Linked DNA regions of Homo sapiens: region 2 is linked to region 1. A link is an interaction called in ENCODE POLR2A ChIA-PET data of the cell type or tissue named here. Cell type or tissue: PC-3. All regions are shown on one strand. Each heading gives the region's core, and the rest is flanking DNA. Links, peaks and the distances in the headings are about the cores only.

Region 1 (2,902 bases), core at 189-2,688:
CGGTGCAGTGCACTGCCAGGGCCACCGTGACAAAGCACCGCAGACAGGGGTTGGGGTTAGAGCAGGCGGGGAATGCTAAACAACCGAAACGCCTTCTGAGTCTAGAGGTCTAAGATCAAGGTGTCAGCAGGGTTGGTTCACTCCAAGGCCTCTCTCCTTGGCTTGCAGATGGCTGTCTTCTCCCTGTGTCTTCACACGGGCTTTTCTGGGTATGGCCATGCCCTAATCTCCTCTTCTTATAAGGACATCAAAGCAGGGCATGATGGCACATGCCTGTAATCCCAGCACTTTGGGAGGCTGAAGTGGGAGGATCACTTGAGCCCAAAAGTTCAAGACTAGCCTGGATAACATAGCAAGATCCCATCTCTTTAAATTTTTTTTTAAAATTAGATGTGGTAGTGTGTGCTTATAGTCCCCAGCTATTCAGGAGGCTGAGGTAGGAGGATTGCTTGAACCCAGGAGTTCAAGGCTGCAGTGAGTTCTGATGGTGCCACTGCACTCCAGGCTGGGCCATGGAGTGAGACCTTGACTCAAAAAAAAAAAAAGGACACCAGGCCTATTGGATTAGGGCTCAACCTAACGAACCCATTTTAACCTAATCACCTCTTTAGAGACTCGGTCCTCGAATACAGTCCCATTGTGAGATACTGGGGCGTGAGAGCTTTAGGATGTGAGTTTGGGGTGGGAAATACAATTCAATCCATGGTGAAGGGGCTCCTGCAGAGGGGATGAAGTTATGGATTTTGCGATAGGGAGATTATCTTGGATGATCAAGGGGCCCATTGTCATCGCAAAGATCTTATAAGAGGGAGGCAGGAGGGTTAGAGTAGGAGAAGGTGGAAGAGAAGAAGAAGAGATGGTGGAAACAGAGGTCAGGGCAATTCCGCCACCAGCCAAGGAGTGTGGCAGCCTCTAGAAGTTGCAAGAGGAAAGGAATGAAGCCTCCTCTGGACCCTCCAGAAGGAACCAGCCCTGCCAGTGCCCTGACCTCATCTCCATAAGCTCCACTGGGACCTTCTGCCCTCCAGAACGGGGAGATAACAATATTGTGTTGCTTTAAGCCTCTATGTTTGTGGTGATTTGTTCAGCAGCAATAGGAAATCCACACGTCATCCAAATGCCCTCCTTTACAGAAAGCTTCTGAACCCGCTCTTGCCTCGGTTGGCAAACTTCTGCCCTCCACACTCCTCCTCCTCTGGGATGGGTGGGGACAAGTCCTTCACTGGGGTCAGGTTGCCCCAAAGCCTGTCTCCTGGACTTGGAGGCTGCTCCCTCCGACCTCGGCACCCCCCAAGGGCCAGAGGCCACCACCTCGAGCAGCCAGCGGGTAAGAGCCAGCCTGCAGGGTGGATACTAAATACAATAGGTCTGTGACCACACACGGCCCCACCCCCAGGGGCCCAGGCCCCGCTGACCTTCCCACCCCGGGGCACACCCAGCTGCTTCCTCAAAGCCACAGCCCTTTCCTCCAGCCCAGCCTTTGCCCTGGCCCTTTCCTCTTCTGCTCCTGACGTGCCTGACTCATCCAGCAAGTTCCAGCTCAGAAATCTCTGGGGGAGCCTGGTCCAGCCCCGTTCCATCCACCCCGCCCTGCTGGCTTCATTTCATTTCATGCACTCAGTAGATGGGCACACAGCTCTCCTCTGTTCTCCTCTGGAAGGCACAGGCAGAGCCCTCACCTCAGGACCTCCAGAAGCTGACAATTGGTCGGCGGGAGCAGGGTAGGGGGTTGGGTGGGAGCCTGTGACATGTTTTAATGAAGTGTAGACATTTTAAATATACAATTCAAAGACTTTTTTAAAAATCTTAAGTACATATGTTTTTAGAGACAGGGTCTCACGCTGTGGCCCAGGCTGGAGTACAGTGACACCATCATAACTCACTGCAGCCTCGAACGCCTCAGCTAAAGCAATCCTCCCGCCTCAGCCTCCCAGCCTCCCAAGCAGCTGGCAGTGCAGATGTGCACCACCATACTCAGCTAATTTAAATTTTTTTTTTTTTTAGAGATGGGATCTTGCTGTGTTGCCCAGGCTGGTCTCAAACTTTTGGGCTAACGCAATCCTCCCACCTCAGGCTCCCAAGGCATTGAAATCACAGGCATGAGCCACCGCACCCAGCCATGGGACTTCTGATGAAACTGTATCATGCAGCCATCACCCCCATCGACACAGAGGACTCTTCCCTCATCCCAAAGCTGCTTTCCCAGCCAATCGATTGGCCTGACAATGTGAGGGGTGCTTTGTCTTTTCAGGAGTTTGCTCTTGATGGAATCCTGTGCTGTGAACTCTCTAGGCCTGGCTTCCTTCCCTTTGCACAGGGCTCAGCAAAATACAGGCCTCCCGGGGCCAGATCTGGCCTGTTGCCTGGTTTGTAGGACCTGCAGGCCAAGAATGGTTTTTACTTTTGTTTTTGTATTTTAAAAAATAATAAATAGACTTTTTAAAATACAGTTTTTTGTTTACAGAAAAATTGAGTAGACAGTATAGAGAATTCCACATGCACACACACTCAATTCCCACCCCCCCAACCCGGTACACAGTTTCCCCTGTTATTCATATCTTGCATTCGTGTGGTACACTTGTTACAATTAAGGAATCAATATTGACACAGCACTATGAACTATAGTCCCTAGTTTACATTGGGGGTCACTCTTGGAGTTGTAGGGTTCTATAGGTTTTAAGAACCGTACCGGCCGGGCGCAGTGGCTCACACCTGTAATCCCAGCACTTTGGGAGGCCGAGGCGGGCAGATCACGAGGTCAGGAGTTCGAAACCTGCTTGACCAACATAGTGAAACCCCTTCTCTACTAAAAATACAAAACTTAGCTGGGTGTGGTGGCGGGCACCTGTAATTCCAGCTACTCGGGAGGCTGAGGCAAGAGAATCACTTGAACCCAGGAGGC
Region 2 (2,902 bases), core at 88-2,587, 76 kb before region 1:
GGCACAGAGAAGGTACCAAGGGCTTCTGCCCCAGCGCCGGGGCACAGCGGGCTGAGGGAGCCCCAGGACAGAAGCGGTCACACATCATGGGCTCATCATCACAGCCACAGTGACTCCTGACTCCCCACTGCAACCCAGGAGGTAAATGCTATTACGAACACCCTTCTCCAGATGGGGAAACCGAGGCCCAGAAAGAAAACAGCCCGCCTGAAGGTGACAGAGCGCCTCGCCGTATCACCAGCAACCCCTCAAGATAACCTTATCACGTTTCACGGAGGGAGAGAGGGCGGCAGGAACGGGGCCTTGAGTCACCACCCTATCCCACTGGGAAGGCAGGGGTGGATGGGCAGAGTGTCACGCCTGCCTAGGGGAAGTACACGCTAGGTACTTATGGCAAGTATGTGAATGAACAAAATCTACATGCTGGGCGCAAGCTCCGAGGAAAACTCCTTCGCAGGACCTTTCTCCCCTCCTGAGGTCCCTCTCTAAGATCCTGTATCGCAGGGGTCTGGCGGGAGTGACTGTGACCCCCAGAGGACCGCAGGCAATGTCTGGAGGCATTTCTGGCGGCAGCAAAGGGGGCTGAGGTGCTACTGGGGTCTGGTGGATGGAAGCAGGGGTGTTGCCCAGAGCAGCCCCTGCAACAGAGAGTGACCCAACCCCCAAAACCCGAACAGTGCCCAGGCTGAGAACCCTGCCGTTCTTACCAAATGCATGAGAGTGTCAGTTGGGCACCCACTGTGTGCAGGGCCTCCCTGCAGGACACATTCAAGAAGACGAGGTCACAGGGCTCAGAGAGGCAAGGCTTCCTGCCCCACCTAATGGAAGGAAGGCAGAGGCGGGACCTGAACCCAGGTCCCACTGACTCACAGCCCCACCCCAGCTGCCAAATACCTGCCCCATCCTTCAGGAGTCTAACCTACTGGGTCTAGAGTGGGGGCTCCACAATCTGTATATCTCATAGCTCCTTCCCCCAGCAGCCACTGGCAGGGGGAGGATGGTGAACGGGGGGGAGGACAGCTCTGTTCCTTTTCATCAGAAACTACATTGGCCAGGAGGCTGGCAGTCTCTCTCTGGGGGGTAGGAACGTGGTTGTATTTTTTATGTGCAAGCTTTTCCTTCCTGATTTTCCAGCTTATAGAGAACACATTTGTTCTGCTTCCAAAAACCAAAAACAGTCTTTTATGTAAAGCAGCTGCCAAACCACATGCCCAGCCTGGCCCTGGGTGGCTCCACTAGGACCTGGCAGGGGGGCCCACACCTCAATGGAGAGAGGGCTGACCCAGCAAAGCCCCCGTGGAGCACCCCTGGCATCACCAGGAGAAGCCCAGAGCTGGCAAATCCACTGGCCACGGCACCCAGGCACCCAGAGGTGCTCTCTAGAAAGTCCCCGGCAGCCCCTTCCCATGGCAAGCACCAAGTAGCTTTCTCCAGGAAACACACCAAGCTCACGTCACATCCCCATGACAAAATACTACAAGAAGTTAAAATTAGCCAACTGGATCAAAGCTGGTTTGCACCAGCACATGGTGAAAACCTGTAATCATACAGATAAAAATAATGATAGCTAATGCCACGGTTCTGGATGCTGTGTCTATTACCCTTCTAATTCTCAAAACAACCCTAGAAGGTGAGGACTGCTTAGGTCCTCATTTTACATATTAGGAAACTGAGGCAGAGTCATGTGATAAGGTGCATGAGAACAAAGTGTCTGGAACCACTCAGGTCTGCCGCTTGTCTAGCCGAGAAAACGACTGCACTGAATTATATACAAAGCTGTCAATACTCGACCACTTTTGACCTACAAAACTAGCAGTCATACGGCTCCCCCAGTAGCAAACAGGAGAGCAGCGCGCACAGATCCACGTGTCCACAGACAAGGCAGGTTCCCAGGCCGTGCAGCGATACACAGAGGCTCGTGGAAAAGCCCAGGCCCCAGTGAGAGGCGGTGGCCTCCAGGAAGGGGGCTCCCGTGACTTGAAAGTCACCTGTCATTTTTTTCTCTTTTAACAAAAGCCACCTTAGCTTACAGCCCCGAGTCTGGTGTCCTGGGCTAAGGCTCGGCCGGCCTGGTCTCCCTCTCTCCTCTCTCCCCTGGCCGCCTCTTTGCCCCCAAGACCCCACATAGTCTGTGACAAGCCAGTGGTCCTCCTCGGGGTCTGGGACCTGGAGTCTCTTCCAGCAGCCCAGGAGAACCTCTCCCCACTAAGGATCGAGTTTCACTTAATTGCAGGCTTCAGGTTTCTGCATGCAGGCCCAGAGGCCTGGGGGAAGGAGGCGCGGGCCGTTTTCTTCCTCTTTTTAATAAGCTGGAAGGCAGCAGCATGTGCCCTGCTGTTCTGAGAATCCGGAACACCCGCCCCTTGGGAAAGGCCGCGGCTCCAAGAGCCCACATGGGAGACCCAGCCGGGAGAAATCAACTGTGGCTTGTCATGAGACATGCTGGGGACTTATTTATTTTCTGGTCAACCATTGGGACCAGGTACTCCAGCTGGACTTAAGGGATTAAAAAAAAAGAAAAAGTAAAAAGGGGCTGGGTGCAGTGGCTCACACCTGTAACCACAGCACTCTGGGAGGCCAAGGCAGGAGGATCTCCTGAGCTCAGGAGTTCAAGACCAGCCCGGGCAACATAATGACACCTCATCTCTACTAAAAATCAAAACAACTGGCAGAGCATGGTGACATGTGCCTGTAGTCCCAGCTACTCAGGAGGCTGAGATGGGAGGATTGCTTGAGCCTGGGAGGTCGAGGCTGCAGTGAGCTGCGAATGGAGCTGGACTCCAGCTTGGGCAACAGAGCAAGACCCTGTCTCAAAAAAAAAAACCACTAAAGAAGAGAAAAGAATAAAGAAAGCACAAATGTCTCTCTGCCTCTGTGTGTTTCTTTTACATTTTGCTTTTCA

The links. Peaks named below come from ENCODE experiments on the same cell type or tissue, not always from the same donor. Only the 100,000 strongest peaks of a DNase experiment are listed, where the experiment ranks them.
Region 2: POLR2A ChIA-PET joins it to region 1 with 7 read pairs; 6 of 35 experiments call an interaction of 5 or more read pairs at or near these places.

What each region holds. Positions count from the first base shown.
Region 1 is chr12:124,625,006-124,627,907 of GRCh38, forward strand. No RefSeq gene overlaps it. Among named protein-coding and RNA genes, the nearest start is that of NCOR2, 59 kb to the left of the region's middle. In PC-3, for the core only: no CTCF peak of the experiment used is centred there; a DNase peak (open chromatin) is centred at 1,526.
Region 2 is chr12:124,549,507-124,552,408 of GRCh38, forward strand. All of the region lies in intron 1 of NCOR2 (nuclear receptor corepressor 2), which reads right to left. Among named protein-coding and RNA genes, the nearest start is that of NCOR2, 17 kb to the right of the region's middle. RefSeq lists a silencer at 1,677-1,971 and enhancers at 1,755-2,573, 2,157-2,451. In PC-3, for the core only: no CTCF peak of the experiment used is centred there; no DNase peak of the experiment used is centred there.